Linked DNA regions of Homo sapiens: region 2 is linked to region 1. A link is an interaction called in ENCODE POLR2A ChIA-PET data of the cell type or tissue named here. Cell type or tissue: GM12878. All regions are shown on one strand. Each heading gives the region's core, and the rest is flanking DNA. Links, peaks and the distances in the headings are about the cores only. Region 1 overlaps LOC124906209 (a long non-coding RNA gene). Region 2 overlaps BHLHE40-AS1 (BHLHE40 antisense RNA 1).

Evidence for each region. Peaks named below come from ENCODE experiments on the same cell type or tissue, not always from the same donor. Only the 100,000 strongest peaks of a DNase experiment are listed, where the experiment ranks them.
Region 2: POLR2A ChIA-PET joins it to region 1 with 5 read pairs; 4 of 35 experiments call an interaction of 5 or more read pairs at or near these places.

The regions. Positions count from the first base shown.
Region 1 is chr3:4,846,586-4,856,722 of GRCh38, reverse strand. The region is part of intron 2 of LOC124906209 (a long non-coding RNA gene); the gene reads left to right. ITPR1 (inositol 1,4,5-trisphosphate receptor type 1) reads right to left here. Exons shown (of 62, transcript NM_001378452.1): 62 at 9,217-10,137. Among named protein-coding and RNA genes, the nearest start is that of EGOT, 100 kb to the right of the region's middle. RefSeq lists enhancers at 5,332-5,411, 5,772-5,831, 6,232-6,351. In GM12878, for the core only: no CTCF peak of the experiment used is centred there; DNase peaks (open chromatin) are centred at 5,702 and 6,252; H3K4me3 peaks cover 615 bases; H3K27ac peaks cover 2,236 bases.
Region 2 is chr3:4,955,054-4,965,190 of GRCh38, reverse strand. All of the region lies in intron 1 of BHLHE40-AS1 (BHLHE40 antisense RNA 1), which reads left to right. Among named protein-coding and RNA genes, the nearest start is that of BHLHE40, 19 kb to the left of the region's middle. In GM12878, for the core only: no CTCF peak of the experiment used is centred there; no DNase peak of the experiment used is centred there.

The DNA of each region.
Region 1 (10,137 bases), core at 4,545-7,044:
GAACGGAGGCAGCCTCTTGAACCTGAAAAAGGCAAGAAAATGGATTCTCCCCTAGTGCCTTCAGAAGGAACGTGGACAAGCAGAACTGTAAGATAATAAATTTGTGTTGTTTTACGCCTTTAAGTTTTTGGTAATTTGTTACAGCAACAGTGGGAAACTAGTGCAGCATACCTACAGGACTGTTCCATTTGTAAGTTCTAAAACACAGGCAACTGATTATTTTTATTTAAATCAGGAGCACAAATCATTTTAAGTTTCACTGCCAGTGCTACCTTGCTCTCTAGTGAGCAGGTTTTTGACCCTTGCCCTCCTGCCCAACTCTGTGAAATACTTAGTTGAAAAAGTGTGCACACTGAATGTGCTAAAAAGGGTAAAAGTACCGTGAGTCAACCCAAACATTAGCAGTCCTGGGTGTGTGGGCTGTGGGCCACCTGCACACCATCGCCATTGTATGTTTGCACCACCATTTGTTTATTCATTTACTAGCTGATGGACATTTGGTTTGTTTCCAGTTTGAGGTGATATCAATAAAGGTGTTTATAATTTGCATACAGGTTTTTGTATAGACATATATTTTCATTTCTTTTGGATTAATACGTGGTAGTAGGATTTCTGGATTTTTTAGTAGGTGTGTTTATTTTTTTTTAACTTCAGTTGTTTTTCAAATTGGTTGTACTGTACTCTACCCATAAGTATGAGAATTTATATTAGTCCATTCTCACACTACCATAAAAAAATGCCTGAGACTGGGTACTTTATAGAAAAAAAGGTTTAATTGGCTCACGGTTCTGCAGTCTGTACAGGAAGCATGGTGTCATCTGCTCTGCTTCTGGGCCTCGAAGCCTCAGGAAACTTAGTCATGGCGGAAGGAAAACAGCGGGCCAGCACTTCAAATGGCTGGAGTAGAAGGAAGAGAGGGTGCAGGAGGTGCTACACACTTTTAAACAACCAGATCTCATGAGAACTCACTCACTATACAGTATCAAGGAGAGATGGTGCTAAACCGTTCATGAGAACTCTGCCCCCAGGATCCAGTCACCTCCCACCAGGTCCCACCTTCAACAACAGGGATTACAGTTCTACATGAGATTTAGGTGGGGACACAGATCCAAAGCATGTCAGAGTTTCGGTTTAAAATCCTATGGAATGGTACAAAAAGAGCTATGAAAGACTTCCATCCACCCCTAAGTCCTTTGGCCCATTGTGAAATTTCTAGTATTAGCAGAAATACTAAAATTTGTTAAATCTGGTTGGGAGACTCTAACTCAAGTGATTTACATATGGTTTATGTATAGATGAACCATAATTTGTTATTCAAAATGGCCATAATTTCTTTAGGCTACTTAAATGTGCTCTGTCTCTTCAGGTGTAATGAGAACTGCCATAATACTACCTGAATTGTTGAGGGATTATCTTTTAGCATTGTTAGATAAGGGAGTTGGGTGGAGAGAGGAGTATGAAAGTATATGTGGGTCTGAATTTGCACGTTCGTAGAGACCATGCTAAATCACAGCTTTGTTATAAGAGTTGAAAGAGGGAGGAAGAGAGAGATTGGGATCCCCTGGTTAGAGGGAGCAAATTGGAGAATGTTGTGAAGCAGGGTTACCGGAGCCAGAGGCATTATGATTAATGGTTAGTTTATAGGATTGAATGGTCAGTTAGCAACAAAAAGAGTAGTGACTGCCTGATGTTCAGTTCTATATGCACCTTCTTTTTGGGCCACTGCTAGATATTCGTTCCTTAATGAAAGACTCCTCCTTGCCCTTGGCTCCAAAACAAGCAGATTAAGTGAAGTTTCAAAAATAATCTTTTTTTTACCCCTCAAAGGCATTGACCCTCTTTGTTTGGGAGGAATTGTGCTAGGTACTAACAAAACAGAAATGAACTAGTTGCAGCTTTTGCCTTTAAGAACTCTGACTTTTCTTTGCATCTCTTAGAACTCTGATACCTTACACATCTCCCCCAGGCAAGGTGGGCAGGTAGAGGTGCAGACACAGGAACATAGCTGGATGGCACCTCACATAGTGAAGCACTGGGATACTGAGGAATATACATGAGGTCAGATGATCTGGCTTTTGAATCCCAGGTCTGATGTTCTGGTTTGGTCAAATCACTTCAACTTTCTTTTTTTTTTTTTTTTTTTTTTTTTGAGATGGAGTTTTGCTCTTGTTGCCTAGGCTGGAGTGCAATGGCATGATCTTGGCTCACCGTAACCTCCGTCCCCTGGGTTCAAGCGATTCTCCTGCCTCAGCCTCACGAGTAGCTGGAATTACAGGCACATAATCCTGTAATCCTGGCTAATTTTGTATTTTTAGTAGAGACAGGGTTTCTCCATGTTGGTCAGGCTGGTCTCGAACTCCTAACCTCAGGTGATCCACCCACCTCGGCCTCCCAAAGTGCTGGGATTATAGGCGTAAGCCATTGCGCCCAGCCCAAATCACTTCAACTTTCTAAAGACATTTCTTGTTCCGTAAAATAGGGATGTATCAGAAAAAAATGCTATTTTAGCAGCCAGTTTGCCCTGCAAGTGGAAGCTAAGGATGACAGAATTATAGCCTTTTTTTTTTGGCCAAGGTAAAGGCCTAATCTAGAGAGGAATGACTGGGAACTGAGGGCTACAATTGCTCTGCATAGTAAAGAAACAAGAATTTTTGGTTTTCACTTGAGGCTGGAAGGAAGGTTTTTTTTGTTGTTGTTGGTTTGTTTTGCTTTTGTTTGTTTAGGCAAGTGGGAAAGAAAAAGTAGATGCCTGCCTGCCAACAGGCTGAGAAGAGAAGTTGCTCCTCCCATGAGTGAAAAGGAAGGGGGAGGGAGCTTTGATGACTGATTCTCAATTTTTAATTGTTTCCTATTCCTTATTGTAATCTTCTTCCACTAAAGATCTGCTCTTCACAAAGCCCAGATGATAGTGGTGCTTTGGGGACAGGTAGGAGAGAGAGCTGTGTCCACACCAGTGAAATAAAGAGAGGGGAGATGATGAGAAGGAACAGATAATTGGGTTGGAATCAGGATTTGGGATGAAACAGTGACAAGGGATCATGAAGAAGGTGTAAACACCCTCCTTAGAATGGTTACTTGCTGAACTTGGGTCTGCCCACCCAGAGCAGCAAAGCCACACACTGACATCGGGATTGCAGGGAGAGAAAGTGGGGCATTTGTTGCAGGGCACCAGGCAAGGAGGATCAGGGAGGTCATGCTTAAGACCTGAACTCCCAGATGGCTTACACAGGTAAGGCTTTTTAAAGGCAGCGTGGCAGAGGTTACAGGCAAAGTCATAAATCAATACATGAGGCTACATATTGGTTTAACCTAAAAAGGTGGGATATCTCAAAGTGGAGTAGGAGTGGAAGGGTACAGCCCATAGATCATAGGTGGATTCAGAGATATTTTCTAATGTGCAATTGTTTAAGGAGGTGAAGCTTTGTAGAAAAATTTGAGGTCAGCAGAAAAGAATGTTAGCTCTGGCCTGTGGGCAATAACTTCCTCCAGGCCCTTCAAGAAGAAATTTAGAACAAAGAACAGTGGTCAGAGTTCCATCCTCCGTTCCCCCTTATCTGAGATTTGCCTGCCAGCTGACAGCATTTTTCCTTTGGTAGTGGTCTGGGTTTTTAAAAAACAACTCAAGGACATACGTTAAGATACTATCTATAGTTTCTTTAGGGAACCAAACATCTCATGACTTCCTTGGCTATTGTTTTAGGCTACTATTACCTTATTTTATTTTATTTTATTTTATTATTTTATTTTATTTTATTTTATTTATTTTATTTTATGTTATTTTATTTTAGAGACAGTGTCTCACTCTATTGCCCAGGTTGGAGTGCAGTGGTGTGATCTTGGCTCACTGCAGCCTTGACCTCCCTGGGATCAGGAGATCCTCCTACTTCAGCCTCCTGAATAGCTGGGACTATGGGTGTGTGCCACCACGCCTGGCTAATTTTTGTATTTTTTGTAGAGATGGGGTTTTGCCATGTTGCCCAGGCTGGTCTTGAACTCCTGGGCTCAAGCAGTCTACCTGCCTCAGCCTCCCAAATCATGAGCCACTGCGCTGAGGCTGCTATTATATTACTTTATTGCTCAACAAGTTGCTTATTCACTTCTCAGGGCTAGCTAGGTGCCTGGAATTGCCCTTGAAGGAATGCAAGATTTTCCTTTATTTTCATGCTCGGGTTGCAGAGGGGCTCACGGGCCCCCAAGGTGGGGTCTCTGCTCCTTCTCAGGATCCTTCTCAGAAAGAAATTATTAAAGAGGCTCTGGGTCTTCTATAGGTAGTGAGATGTAGAATTTGTATTTGAATGTTAAATTAAAGATAGTACAACTTGGGACCATTCAGACTTCAGAGATAATATCTACTTGACAAGACTGGGAGGTTTAAATGAGAATGTAAGTGAAGGCATTTCAGAAACTAAGGAAATATATTGTCATTCCCAAGATAAAACATTTTTTCTGTAGAGATTTATTTTATTTATTTATTTAGAGATGGAATCTCACTCTGTTGCCTAGGCAGGAGCACAGGGGCACAATCTTGGCTCACTGCAATCTCCGCCTCCCGAGTTCAAGTGATTCTCCTGTCTCAGCCTCCTGAGTAGCTGGGACTAAAGGCATGCGCCACCACACCTGGCTAATTTTTGTATTTTTAGTAGAGACAGAGTTTCGTCATGTTAGCCAGGCTGGTCTCGAACTCCTGATCTCAGGTGATCCATCCACTTTGGCCTCCCAAAGTGTTGAGATTACAGGCGTGAGCCATTGTGCCTGGCCCAAGATTTATTTTAAGAAAAGAAGTCAGATTTGAATCCAGCACTGCTAAAAAATATGAGGATAGTTATCTGGAAGTCATAAGCTGTATGAGAGGTTTCTTTATGAATTTATTCAGTTCAAACTGATAGTTAAAACGTACTTTGGATAGAAAGATAAAAGTTTTTAAAATGACTGGATGTGGCCCAAATATGTCATGTTAAGACATGTAGATTTAGGATCCCGCAGTAATAACATCAGACCCATTTAGTGGGAACAGAAAGAAGCTTTTGGTCATGCAATAGTTAGCTGAGATTGTGGATAGGTATGAAAAAAAGGAAATGGTCATGTTGCAAAGGAATGGGAAGTAACGTATCAGGTATATGCCAGACTCTTGGTATAGATTATCTTTCTTGATGCCCATTACTGCCCAAAGAAGTACGTGGTAGCATCTCTACTCTTGAGAAGGGGGGAACTGCACATTAAAATCATTAGTAACTTGCTCCAAGTTATAACATTTCAGTGACAGAAATGGTATTAGAATTCTTATCCACTTTAAGGCCCATGTTCTTTCCATTCCACCATGTTGCCATGTGGACTCTGACATAGACCTAGCACCTAAGCCTTGTGTGGTTCAGGTCTCCTTGTCCCAGTTTTATACCAAACCTTAATTGTTTTTCTGCAGAGAACTTTTACAAAAAGCTTCTTACAAGACTTTATGAGATACCATAGGTGATAAGTATGTGACTTATGCTCAGGAGTAAATAGGTGAAATTCCTGGATTGTCTGAAGTTCCATTTACCTGGGACCAACCATGTATTGTGAGGTCATTATAAATGTGCTGGCAAACTCTTTCCGTTAGTGGTTCTTGCGTACAGTGTGCACTTCTTATGTTGTTGGACTCTTTGTGTTGTTGTTCAGAATTCACCTTAGGGGTTTTCTCAAACTCTGCATTCTTATTCTATAGTGGTTTTTGGCTTTCTTTTTTCTCTCCAAGCTGGGTGGATGATGCAGTTTCGCTTCTAGGTGTTAGGATTCTCTTTCACACTGGTTTGTCATGACCTTAAAGTATTTTAAGATGTTCCTTTGGTAATTTTTTTTTTAATGTCTTGCCCTAGTAAGCTAGAGATTTGTTTTACCAAATGAGTTTAAAATACCAGCAGCTGGAGACTCCATAGCATTGTCTGAGTTGACCAAATGTAAACACCCACCAGTGATCTACCTTTTTATTTTCTTGATTTTGGTAGACTTTTTTGGTTCCAGACCTGAAGGCTTGTTATGCTTCTGAATTGGCCTCTAGGTTGTAAGAGTTGCTTAATGTGGCATATGATACCAAAGATGGAAAAATGTGTATGATAATTATAATCATCTTATTATAAATTGCCATCATACTCTCTCCTGTCAGATGATTGATGAGGCCTAAACGTTGTTCTGAGCTGCAACCACCCACAAAAACCACACACACGGCGTTTTACTCAAAACTTTACTTCAACCACTACTTTGTGATGCAAAACTAGTGGAATTTTGGGTACTTTCTGTAAAATTGAAATCTTTATGGGGATTTTCCAACATTCTAGTTGATTGTTAAATTATTAGTGTAAGGAACAAGACCAAGGCAGAGTTTGCCAATGAACACTGACATCTGTGGTAGGAGAGGACACCAGTGTGCACCTGCACATGCTCCCTAGGAAGAAGCCACCTTGATTGGGCCGAGGACGGATTCTCCCTTTGAAAAATGCAGTTATATAAGAGCTATATACAAGAGATTTGTAGTTGTGAAAGATAAAGACTTCAGGAGCTCACTCACTCCTTATCTTTGCCACAAAGTTTTCGGTCTTGACAAAATATTCAGAGTCAATACTTTCTAATGTGTAGATCCATCATCTCATGAAAGAGATTTGAAAAGAAAAAACAAATCAATCTGTATTGTTCCACATGTAGGACAAAATAAAGTTCTGCATGAATGCTTTGTGTAAAGGGAGAACAGTTAAGGGAAACTGATTACTGATATCCCCACTCTGGAAGGGAGATAGCAAGTGGGAAGAGCTCTCTGTATTTTGCTTAGTCAGGAGATCTTTATTTATTCTGGAGCTGAGTCCTTGGACAAGTTACTTTACTTCTTTAGGGCTCAATTTCTTATCTTATTTAAAATAAGTTTCACTTCTGCTGTACAGTGTCTCAAGAGCCTTCAATAACAGTCCTTTGTTATTCTGTCTTATGTAAAGGTGACTTTTACTGTCATATAATTTGTCTTCTAACAAGCACGTATGTTATCAAAATCTGTAAAAAAAAAAAAAAAGTTTTGGCGAAAAAGTTTTGGCAAAAACCCAACTCTGCTTCTATAAGTATGTAGTTATGATTGTAACAGTTTGGAAGGAGTAAATTTCCCTCCCTGCCGCTCAAAAGTCAGGCTAAGGGTCTCATTATTAGCCTTAAAATAACTATCAGAAACTTTCAGGCCTTTGCCCATTAAGGCTTTATCCAAGCCGTCTATAGTAGGAGTATACAGAGATCTACAATTGAGTTTTTAACAGGTTATTTTCTTAATTTACTCTAGAGATCTTAGTAATTTCCCACTAGCACATGGCATGTCAATGCAGAACTTTGCAGTGAACTGTATGGGACTTGGGAGACAAACAGCTCTGTATAGTTTGCTGCTGCAAAGGCTGAGTTGTTGACTAGCGTCCATAGACAAAGGATGCTTGCTTTAGAATTTATATTAGGAAGTGCTCAGTGAAACGCAGTGAAAGAGCACATTTTACAGGAGCAAAATCAAGCAATTGATTTCCAGAAAGGGCAACCAAATAAAAAAAAATTGGCTGAATGAAGAACAATGAATAAGGAACATGAACTTGAAAGCAAACTAAGTGAATAGTATCAAATCTTTAAAGAATGACATTAAAGTCATATTTTGTATGTTGGGGGCAGGGTAAATACAGATAAATACAGCACTAGGAGAAAACTGAACAGGGTGGATGGAATATCATTTAGACCTTCAGGACGACAGCAAACAGAGTGGAAGCTTTACTTGTAGAGAGAAACAGGGTAATCACTACACAATTTTAGGGGCATGGAAAGGGTAAGATCCCACAAATGTTAGAGAAGTGGAATGGAATTTCCCAGACCCTTTAACAGATGGATTAGTTAGGGAAATTTGCAGATGCTTGAAACTTGAATTGGTGCTGTAGCAAACTGTTAATATTAAATAAAATGGCTTAATTAAGTAACATTGGCTTTCTCTCATGTTAGCGAGTACTACCATACTTTCACCCTGATAACACTAATTCTTCATCCGGGTAGGTAACTTTGAAGGTGACTTGGACCTTGATCTTAAAATAGAGGTGTTGGAAAGGCACAATGTGAAGGAAGCAGGCAGAATTACAATTACACATCAAAGGCCCCCGGAGTTTTCACTTCAAATTGTATGTTTCAATTCTACTAGCTTTAGTGTTCACACCCAAACGGCAAGGGTAGGATCTACTGCATGGAGGGAGGAGTGGCATTCCAATTTCGTTTATTTTCTGCTGAAGCTGGCACACTGAATGAAGATTTATATCTTAAGTGACAGGATTCAAATGGAACATGACAAACCTGTAAAAGCTGCAACTTGGCATGTCAATGCAGAACTTTCCAATGAACTGGATGGGACTTGGGAGACAAACCACACACACTGCCACATCTCGTTGGGCAGTGTGAGAGATCAAAGAGAAAGCCCAGGGGAAAAGCAAGTCCTTGCTAGCTAATGTGTGCATTGTGGGGGTTAGCATAGATTGCCATTTTGCTTACAGATAAAAGTAGGTATCTGTCTTAGGCTTGCCTTACGATGGAAAAATTTTGTGGAGACAGGCTGCACTGACTGGAAAAAATTAATTTGTTTTTAAGTTATCAAATTTATAAAGTAGAAGCATTAGTTACAAAACTAGCCATTTAACTGGAATTTAATCTTGACCTAGTTCCCAACATTGGGTGGTATTATTTACCAAAGCATAGAGAAAATTAGTGTCAAAAAAAGCAGCCAGGGCAAGCACTGATTTGAGGAGGGAACAGGTTTTACTACGTTTGGACAGGCAAGGTGGCTCTGTAAAAACATTTTACACTTTGCTGAAGGACCCTGACCACTGGGCATGAACTAAAACAAATTTCAGCTGTTCCCGATACTTCCACATGGCACACAGCAAATTAAAGATCCCCCAGTAAAAGCAGAAGAGACAGGAGATTTAGTAGGGCGCTCCCGACAGCCTGGCTGGCAGTCACTAATCCAGAAGAATGAATGAATGTTGTACTAAATACTCCCCAATGTTTGTTCTAATAATTCTCCTCAGAGCTGTCATAACAACAGCAAGTGTTTTTTTAAATAATCAGGTAAACATTTTCTGAATTAACCTGGTAATCAAACCGACTGTACTTCAAACTGATCCTAAAGAAAGTACATAAATGGAATAGCAGTTAAGTCACAAATGCCAAATGAAAGCCACCAACCAGTCACTGTATATTCTGCATCATTTATTAAATATTTTTATATATGCATTTACAAACTTTACTCATTTCAGAACTCTGCTTTCAATGCATTTTTAAACTGTTTTTTTTTTTTTTGCAGAGAGATTCTCTTGTAAAATGAGATCCATGTACAAAACTAGGCAACAGATATAAAAGTTTCCTTTCATATTTTTCATCCATCAAGAAAAGAAATCATGTGACAAGAAATAAAACCAAAATGTGGCTCTTTCAGAAGAATAACATGTCTGTGGTCAACTATGACTTCTAATGAGATAGTTCATATTTCATCTTTATATGGATGTATATAGTTTTAATACTTCTTAGCTACTGTAGCATGTTGGTTCAGATGAAGAAAAAATAAACTCTATTGTTTGGACTAGATAATCTAGAAACCATCAATTATGCATGTCTTTATAATGCGACATCAAAATTTACCCAGGAGATGACACTGATTGGCCAGCAGTATGCATTTATCCTGAACATTGCATAGAAAGTTCCCTTTAAAAAATTCATTATCTTCTTCACAAGCTAAAGTATGAGCCTCTAATTTGGCTCTCTTATTTAAAGAAATAGTTTAAATGATCAATTTAGAAGCTTAAAAGTATCTTTGAAACTAAAGTTGCTTTTCTTAAAATGAATGCTGATTTAACAGTTCATAGACTTGGAGCATTATCACTAGGAGACGGAGGCACTACTGCCACTAACGAGAAACAGCATCACCAGAGGATAATTACATGGTACAAAATGCCCAGGGGCCTGAAACTCACTATTAATATAATTTTGGCAGCAGCATCATTTGAAAGTTAACCATTTATTACATAGTATTAACACACCAGCTTCAAAGAAGTGCACTCCCTTTAGGACACTCGGGAGCTACAAATGTATTGTGATTGCATAATTCGTATT
Region 2 (10,137 bases), core at 5,155-7,654, 110 kb before region 1:
AGAATTTCCATGTATCTTCACTCAGTTTCGTCCAATGGTAAAAATCTTACATGACTATAATACAATGTCAAAACAAGGACATTGACATTGGTGCAATCCACAGGTATATATTCATATTTCACCAGTTTTACATGCATTCAACTTGTATGTAGGTGCATATATAGTTCTATGCAATTTCATCACAGGTGTAGATTAGTGTAATCACCACCACAATCAAGATGCAAAACTGTTCTATCACAGTAAAATTCCCTCATGCTACCCCTCCATAGTCATACCCATTCCCTTCTTCTCACCTGTCCCACAGCCCTGGCAATCAATCTATTCTCCATCTCTGTAATTTTATTATTTCAAGAATGTTATATAGGCCAGGCATGGTGGCTCATGCCTATAATCTCAGCACTATGGGAGGTCAAGGCAGGAGGATAACCTGAAGCCAGGAGTTTGACACCAGCCTGGGCAACATACAGACCCTGTCTGTATATTAAAAAATTAAAAATAAATATTAAAAAATTTAAGAAGAATGTTATATAAATAGAGTCACATCATATATAACCTTTGAGATGGACTTTGTTTCACTCAGTATAGTTCTCTTGAGATTTATCCAAGTGGTTTTGTGTATCAGTAGTAAGTTTCTCTTTTATCATTGAGTAGTATTCCATGATATGGATGTACCATAATTTGTTTACTTATTCACCCACTGAAGAGATTTGAATTGTTCCAATTTTGGGCTACTACAAACAAATCTGCTATAAAAATTTATGTGCACATTTTTGTGTGCATATAAATTTTCTTTTCTCTGAGATAAATGCCCAGGAATGCAATTACTAGGTCATTTTGTAATGTAGATTTTTTTAAGACACTGATAAACTATTTGCCAGCATAGCTGTACCATTTATTTATTTACTTATTTATTAACTTTTATTTTTTTAAGTTACTCAAGACTTTATTCTCCTGTTATTACTCCTCAGCTCAGTCACTCTTCTCTTCCCCACAATTCCAAAACTATGTTGCAGTTCTTTAAGGGTCAGCCCTCCTGAAGAGCTATTTTCTTATTCTGCCTACTTTGACTCTGTAAAATTCCAACAGGCAAAATAAAGGCTAAAAAAATTTTTTTTGCCTTTACTCATTTTCAAAATCTGTCAAATTCTCCTCAGCAGAAAATTAATTATCCCTTTAACTAATCAATATACAAGGATGAATGAGTAGTACTTTGGGTTACTTCCTTCTCTTCCTCCCTCTCTTCCAAATAGACTGAGATAAGGCTTCTCAGAACCATGGGATGTATCAGCAGTATAGAAAAGGGACAGTGCTGAATGAGTCAGCACCCAGTTCCTCCTACCCATTCCCTTCTATACCAGCTGGTAGGCTCCCATTTTATATTTCCCATCGCAATGCATGAGAGATCTAGTTTCTCTGCATCCCTACTAGCATTTTGTATTGTCATTATTTTTAATTTTAGATGTTTAAATAGGTGTGTAGTGCCAGGTATCTTTTAATTATTGATTTCTAATTTATTACTATTTGGTCAGAAGATACACTGTATTAGATTTTAATTTTTTGTTTTTGTTGTTCAGAGAGGGTCTCATTCTGTTGCCCAGGCTGAGTGCAATGGTACAATCATGGCCTCAGACTTCCAAGTAGCTGGTACTACAGGCATGTGCCACTGTGACCAGATAATTTTGGTATTTTTTGTGGAGATGGGATCTTGTTATATTCTTCAGGCTGGTCTCGAACTCCTGGACTCAAGCAATCCTCCTACTTCAGCCTCCTAAAGTACTGGGATTACAGATGTGAGCTACCATGCCCAGCCAGATTTTAATTTTTAACAGTTATTAAAACGTCTTTCATTGCCCAGCATATAATCCATCTTAATGAATGTTTTATGTGGGTTCAAATACAAACAAATGCGTATTCTACATTTGTGGTAACATTTTATAAAATCAGTTGAGTCAAGTTGGTTGACAGTGTTGCTCAAATATAATATATCTCTATTGGTTTTTTGCCTATTTGTCCTATCAATTACTGAGACAAGAGTCTTAAAAATCACTCCAACTATGATTGTAGATTTGTCCATTTCTTTCTTTTCTTTTCTGTTTTCTTTCTATTTTTTTTTTTAAGATGGGATCTCACTCTGTCACCCAGCCTGGGGTGCAGTGGTGCAATCATAGCTCACCATAACTTCAAACTCGTAGGCTCAAGCGATCCTCCCACATCAGACTCCCAGGTAGTTGGGACTACAGGCATGTACCACTATTCACAGCTAATTGTTTTTTTTTTTTTTTTTATGTTTTGTAGAGACAGAGTCTCACTGTTTTGCACAGGCTGGTCTTGAACTCCTAGCCTCAAGTGGGATTCTCCCACCTCAGCCTCCCAAGGTACTGGGATTAGAGTGTGAGCCACCATACCCAGTCAATTTGTCTGTTTCTGTCAAATTTTGCTTTTGCATTTTGGGACTCCATTCTTTTTTTTTTTTTTTTTTTTTTTTTTTGAGACGGAATTTTGGTTTTGTTGCCCCAGCTGGAGTACAATGGCATGATCTTGGCTCACGGCAACCTCCACCTCCCAGGTTCAAGTGATTCTCCTGCCTCAGCCTCCTGAGTAGCTGGGATTACAGGCATGCGCCACCACACCTGGCTAATTTTGTATTTGTAGTAGAGACAGGGTTGCTCCATGTTGTTCAGGCCGGTCTTGAACTCCCGACCTCAGGTGATCCACCCACCTCAGCATCTTAAAGTGCTGGGATTACAGGCATGAGCCACCGCACCCGGCTGGAAGTCCGTTCGTAATTGCATACACACTTAGTATTGATAGATCCTTTTGATGAGTTTCTCTTTTATCATTAATACTTTTCCTCTTTATCTCTAGTAATATAATTATTCTGAAGCCTATCTTAATATTAATATAACCACACCTGCTTTTTTATACTTAATGTTTGTGTGGTATATTTTTTCTACCCTTGTGCTTTCAAACTATGACTTTTTATATTGTATTTATTTTATTCTGTTTTTTAGAGACAGGGTCTCACTCTGTTGCCCAGGCTGGAGTGCAGTGGTGAGATCACAGCTCACTGTAACCTTGAACTTCTGGGTTCAAGCAATCCTCCTGCCTCAGCCTCACAAGTAGCTGGAACTTCAGGCGTGTCTCACCACAGCCCTGAAATGGGGTCTTGCTGTGTTGCCCAGGATGGTCTCAAACTCCTGGCCTCAAGCAGTTCTCCTGCCTTGGCCTCAAAGTGCTGGAATTACAGGCGTGAGCCACTGTACCTAGCCTTAAACTATGTCCTTATAATTTTGTATTTGTCAAGATCATATTGTTGGATCTTACTTTTATATTAATCTGACAATCTCTGCCTTTTAAGTGTTTAATATGTTTATATTTGATATAATTACTAATCTGAGTTAATTCTCCCATATTGGTATTATTTTCTACTTATGCCTTTTATTCTTTGTTTCTGCTTCTACTTTCTTGCCTCATTTTTGGTATACTGCATTCTTTTTAATTAATTTTTTTTTTGAAATGGGGTCGTACTATGTTGCCCAGGCTGGTCTTGAACTCCTGGCCTCAAGTGATACTCCCATGTCAGCCTCCCAAAGTCTTGGGATTACAGGCATGAGCCACTGTGCCCAGCCCATATTGCATTTTTATTTTTATTTATGTATTTTTTGTTTTGAGATGGTGTCTCACTCTATTGCCTAGGCTGGAGTGCAGTGGCACGGTCTCTGCTCAATGCAACCTCTGCGTCATGGTTTCAAGCAATTCACATGCCTCAGCCTCCCCCGTAGCTGGGATTACAGGTGTGTGCCACCACACCCAGCTAATTTTTCCTATTTGTGGTAGAGTTGGAGTTTCACTGTGTTGGCCAGGCTGGTCTCAAACTCCTGGCCTCAAGTGATCCACCCACCTCAGCCTCCCAAAGTGCTGGGATTACAGGCATGAGCCACAACACCTAGCCCCTTTTTGCATTTTTTAATCATTCCATTTTATCTCTTGTTTTTAGCTGTATTTCTCGTGGTGTATTTTTAGTGGCTGTTCTAGAGCAGTGGTTCTTAAACTTTACATACATTAGAAACACCTAGTGCTTTTATTAAAACATAGATTTCTGGGCCGTACTCCTAGAGCTCCTTATCTAGTAGGTCTGTGATATTGCTCAAAAATATTCATTTCTAGTAAGTTTTCAGATGATGCTGGTGGTATAAGTCTGGGAACTACATTTTGAGAACCACTATTCTAGAAATTATTCTCTGCATTTACCTTCAAATAGTATACTAAAAAAAATTATTATACAACTTCACAGATAGTGCAAGAACTTTACAACAGTATAATTCTATTTCTTCCCCCACCAACATTTTGTGCTCTTATTATCTGACATTTTACTCTTTATTCCCAAATATGTAATAAACCTCACAATATATTGGTTTTTTGCTTTAAACAATCAATTATCTTTTCAAATATTATATACACACACATACACAAATAGATATATAAATATTTCTTTGTAAAAGACCTTTAACATAGTTTTTTTGTTTTTTTGTTTTTTTTTTTTTTTTTGAGACAGAGTTTAGCTCTTGTCACCCAGGCTGGAGTGCACTGGCGCGATCTCAGCTCACCACAACCTCTGCCTCCCGGGTTCAAGCAATTCTTTTGCCTCAGCCTCCTGAGTAGCTGGGATTACAGGCATGCACCACCACACCCGGCTAATTTTTCTATTTTTAGTAGAGACAGGGTTTCTCCATGCTGGTCAGGCTGGTCTTGAAATCCCGTCCTCAGGTGATCCACCTGCCTCAGCCTACCAAAGTGCTGGGATTACAGGCGTGAGCCACCACACCTGGCCTTTTTTTTTTTTTTTTTTTCTCTTTGAGATGGAGTCTGTCTGTCACCCAGGCTGGAGTGCAGTGGCATGATCTCGGCTCACTGCAAACTCCGCCTCCTGGGTTTAAGCCATTCTCATGCCTCAGCCTCCTGGGTAGCTGGGATTACATGTGCACACCATGATGCCCAGCTAATTTTTATATTTTCAGTAGAGATGAGGTTTCACCATGTTGGCCAGGCTGGTCTCTAAGTCCTGACCTCAAGTGATCCACCTGCCTTGGCCTCCCAAAATGCTGGGATTACAGGCGTGAGCCACCACACCTGGCTGTATCCATTTTTTAAAACGTTTTCTGGGAGTCTTAAATTCTTCCTACAGATCTGAGTTTCCTTCTGCTATCTTTTCTGTTCAGTCAGAAAAACTTATGCCAGCTTTTCTTGTAGCATGGGTCCAATGGAGATGAATCTTCCCAATTTTTACCTGTCTGAAAATGACTTTATTTCACCTTTTTTTTTTTTTTTTTTTTTTTGAGACAGAGTCTCGCTCTGTTGCCCGGGCTGGAGTGCAGTGGTGCAGTCTCAGCTCACTGCAACCTCCACCTACCAGGTTCAAGCGATTCTCCTGCCTCAGCCTCCTGAGTAGCTGGGATTACAGGCACCTGCCATCATGCCCAGCTAATTTTTTGTATTTGTAGTAGAGACGGAGTTTCACCATGTTGGCCAGGCTGGTCTCAAACTCCTGACCTCGTGATCCGCCTGCCTCGGCCTCCCAAAGTGCTGGGATTACAGCTTTGAGCCACCGTGCCTGGCCTTCACCTTCATTTTTAAAGTATCTTTTCACTGGCTATAGAATTCTAGTTTGACAGTGTTTTTCTTTTAGCACTTTAAAGATGTTCTATTGTCTTCTGGCCTCCATCGATTCTAGTGAAAAGTCATCTGTTATTTCTATCATTATTCCCTTATATTTATGTATTTTTCCCCCCTTTGATTGCTTTTCAGATTTACCACTTACCGCTGCTTTTCAGCAGTTTGGCTGTGATTTGTTTAGGTGCTGCTTTTTCCTTATTTATTCTCCTTGTGGGTGCGTTAAGGTTCTTGGTTCTCCTCCCACCCCCAACTCTCCCCTGACACACAACGTGGATGTGGAACTTCTTGATTCTATGAGTTGAGATCTTCAATCAATTTTGGTAAGTCTTGACCAATAAAGCTTTAATGATTTCTTCTGCCATGCTGTCCCTGTTCTCTTATTTTTGGGATTCCATTTGCACATATGTTGGGTTGTTTGAAATTAACCCAAATACTGTCAGATGCTCAGTTTCCTCTGCTGTTGAGTCTGCTACTAAGCTGCTACTAATGAATTTATTTTTGATATTGTGTTTTTCATTTTTAGCATTTCCATATGGTTCTTTTTTTCTAGTTTCCACCACTTTTTTGAAATTCCCCATCTCTTCATGAATGTTGTCCTCTTTTCCATGAGGTCCTTTAACATTTTTATATTATAGATGTTTTTTATTTTAATATCTCAGTCTGATAATTTTAACTTTTAAGCTAGCTCTGGATCTGATTCTATTGATTATTTTCTATCTTAACCATGAGACCTATTTTCTTGCTTTTTCACAGACCTTGAAATTTTTTATTGCACACTGAATACTTTGAAATAAAAGTAGAATGAATACAAAATAAATAATATTTACCTCCAAAAAAAAGAAAAGAGCAAGCCCCTTCTGCAAGGAGCTGAGTCTATCTGATCTGTAATTGATCTGGGTCTGGGCATTGTTGTAGCTTTAGTTTAATTCCGTTCACAACTGTTCTCAATGTTTTGAGGGTGGGATTAGGACTTTGTCTTCAGCAGAACTGGGTATCTGAGCACTGGTGAGATTCTTGAGATCGGCTTTTATTTCAAAAGTGAGCTGACAGACTTCAGAACTGTGGGGGATCGCAGCCTGCTTTACAGCCCAGCTGATAGCTTTTTGATTTCTCGTTGCCCTTTGCTTCCCTGCTTTCTGTACCTCTGGAGAAGTCTCTCAGCCCTTTGGCTCCTCACTGGCTCTAGAAACTTTCTAGACTCTATGAAGGCCCAAAACACCTCAAGGAGTTTCCCCTAGCCATTTTTTTCTTCCCCCAGCTTTGGTGAACTATTCCCAGCATGATGTGAAGACTCTCGGGAAAGAGGAGGCAGGCAGGTGCAGACTCCCTCTGTGGCTGGGGCTCCTCCGCCCACAGGCAGCCATTCCAAGCTTGTTAAAATTGCAGCTGAGTTCTCATCCCTGCTGTTCACAGACTCGTCTTCCTTCTGCCATTCCCCCAGAGGTGACAATGACCATGAGTCTCTCCTTTCATATGTGGAGCTTGTCACTTGCTTGAGTTTGGTTCATTTAGGTTTCTTTGCTCCCTCAGTTCTCTGATGGGTTTTAAAAATCAAAGATTATTTTGAGCTTACCTGTCTTGTTTTGGTTGATAAGGTACAAATAGTCTCACGTAACCCTGTACATCTGGTAGAAATCCCCCAGATAACTGCCTCTTACTAGCAATGAAAAGGTATGTAGGAATCAGAAGAAAGCAATCAATCACATAGGAATTGAAAACTTTAAAGCCGAAGCCAGTGCAGAGATTAAAAAAAAATAGACGCTGGTAAAGGTTTGCATCGTAGTCTATCAAACAAATGCCGAGGTGCTAATCACACACACACACACACACACACACACACACACACGCACTCGCCCAAAGACTAAGGCAAAGAAGAGATGATCTGTGCACCTTGCAAGTGACATTTATTTTCTGAGATTGGATAGAATGCATAGTGCACTAAAATGTGTTGTGTTTTATTTGGGTGATTGCCTACTTCCTACTCTGTCTCTTAGGGTAGTGAGTCTCACATTTTACTCTGCATCTGAATCACCTGGGCATCTTGTTAAAATTCAAATTCTCTCTTAGTAGGCCTGGGGTTGGGCTCGAGATTCTATATACATTTCTAACAATTAGATAATCCTAATGGTATATGACCAGCACGGTCCTAGAGTATATACACCTTTATTTTTAGGTGGGTCATAGCAATGAAACTTAATCATTTGTGCTAAGGTGAGTTTACAGTATAAAGGAAACAGGAAATATTTAAAAACTGAATTAACTAAATAAAATCAACAATCTGAAAACTCCCAAGAAGTAGCCAGAATGTGGCTTATAGTCATGCAAGGTGCAGAGAAAAGTGACATTTCAGTGTTGAGGAAATCCAGTGAGAGGCAGACCTATAATTCATCAAGCTGGCTTCTCTGGGGGTGGTTTAGTTTTTCTTGAAGTGGGTAGCTGCCATTCTGGGAGCTGGGGCTGAAACGGGTATTCATTGCCATTCAGAACCAGGCCTTTGACAGCTCTGCTGTCTCACATCTGCTGAGGGCATCAAGCACCGGTTCAGTAGGGAAAGAAGGATGGGGAAAGGCTGTGGGGAGAGAGGTTGGGTAACATTAGGGAGATGCCAAGAATCTGGCTATTCAAGACAGTGTTCACAGCACCAACAATTGCAGAAAACATTCATTGAGTGGTTGTAAATTAGCACTTGAATCCCACTATCCTCTTTTTCAACTGCCAAATTTGTTTGTTTTTCACCAGAAGAGACTTAGTGATTGGAATTTTGTAATTGTGATATTAGCTATTGGTCCTGCATTCATCACAGAACTAATTAATGCACCCATAGAAGAGAAAATAAATTCCCCATCATTTTCTGGGCTTAGCAAGGCAGTACAAATTTCCAACAGATGTGAGTAGGGCACAGGCCACCTTGTTAGGAAGAAAGCAAGGGAAATGATTATAAATCCACTAAAGGTAAAGATTTAATTTAATAAAACTTTACCACTCAAAGAAACACAGAGGGAAGTAGTCTAAAGTTTTAGTGACATTTAATTAAAGAAAATTTAAAAGATTGAATTCATTTATTTAATCAAAAACATTTACTGAGGGGTTTCTATCTACCAAACACATGCTGTATGAAAAAAAATTTCATGATTGTTCTCTCATGGAGCTTGCAATGTTATTACTTTGAAGCATGTGAGGAACTTGAACTAGGCTAACAGATTATTGTATGCTATTCCCGTAGGGCAACTGTTTAATGACTAGACAGGAATTCTTCAAAATTATCATGTTCTCTGCATACAAACAAGGACATCTTAACTGGAAAATAATGTGTTCTTTTAAGTACTTAGACCAAGTTTATTCAGTCATTATCGGCACTGTTAGTTTTCTTTTCTTTCTCTCTCTCTCTTTTCTTTTCTTTTTTTTTTGAGACAGAGTCTCACTCTGTTGCCCAGGCTGGAGTGCAGTGGTGCGATCACGGCTCACTGCAACCTCTGCCTCCTGGGTTTAAGTGATTCTTGTGCCTCAGCCTCCAGAGTAGCTCAGATTACAGGTGCATGCTACCACGCCCAGCTAATTTTTGTATTTTTAGTAGAGACAGGGTTTCACCATGTCGGCCATGCTGGTCTCAAACTCCTGACCTCAAGTGATTGGCCCACCTCGGCCTCCCAAAGTGCTGGGATTACAGGTGTGAACCACTGCACCCAGCCACTATTAGTTTTCTTGAGCAGCGCTCCTTTCTTACTTAAAGCCTTAGTTTGCTCAGCTGTAAAATGGGGCAACAATGGTATCTACCTCCTAGCATCATTGTATCAGATTAAATTATTTGGTTAAATTATTTATTACAGTGCATAGCATATGGTGATGGCTTAATTAAGGTTAGTTAATAATATTTGTTTTTATTGGTAGAATGCCAGTAATTGCTTAGCATACCTGAGTATATAGTCACATAGATGTAATTTGGCTACCAGTAGCACAACCAGAATTTTCTCTGTAGAATGTGCTGAAGGTGAACTAAGGTTCTAAGACTGAATGGTTCTTGTTGAGTGTTCTTTGGCACTAGCAGCAAAGAAACGACTCAGGAGTCCTGAACTTTTTATCCAGAAAAAGGCAAAAATTGACCTTCCCTAACATGAAGTTGCTCAGAATAACCAATATCTTTTTTTTAACAAACAAAGAAAATTTAAATTTTAGCTTTTACCGTAAAAAGGAATGAATGGATGGGATTGGAGAGTATTATTCTAGGTGAAGTAACTCAGGAATGGAAAAGCAAATATTGTATGTTCTCACTCATAAGTGGGAGCTAAGCTATGAGGATGCAAAGGCATAAGAATGACACAATGGACTTTGAGGACTCTGGGGGAAAAGCTGGGAAGAGGGTGAGGGATAAAAGACTATAAATTGGGTTCAATGTATACTGCTCAGGTGAGGGGTGCACCAAAATCTCACAGATCACCACTAAAGAACTTACTCATGTAACCAAAT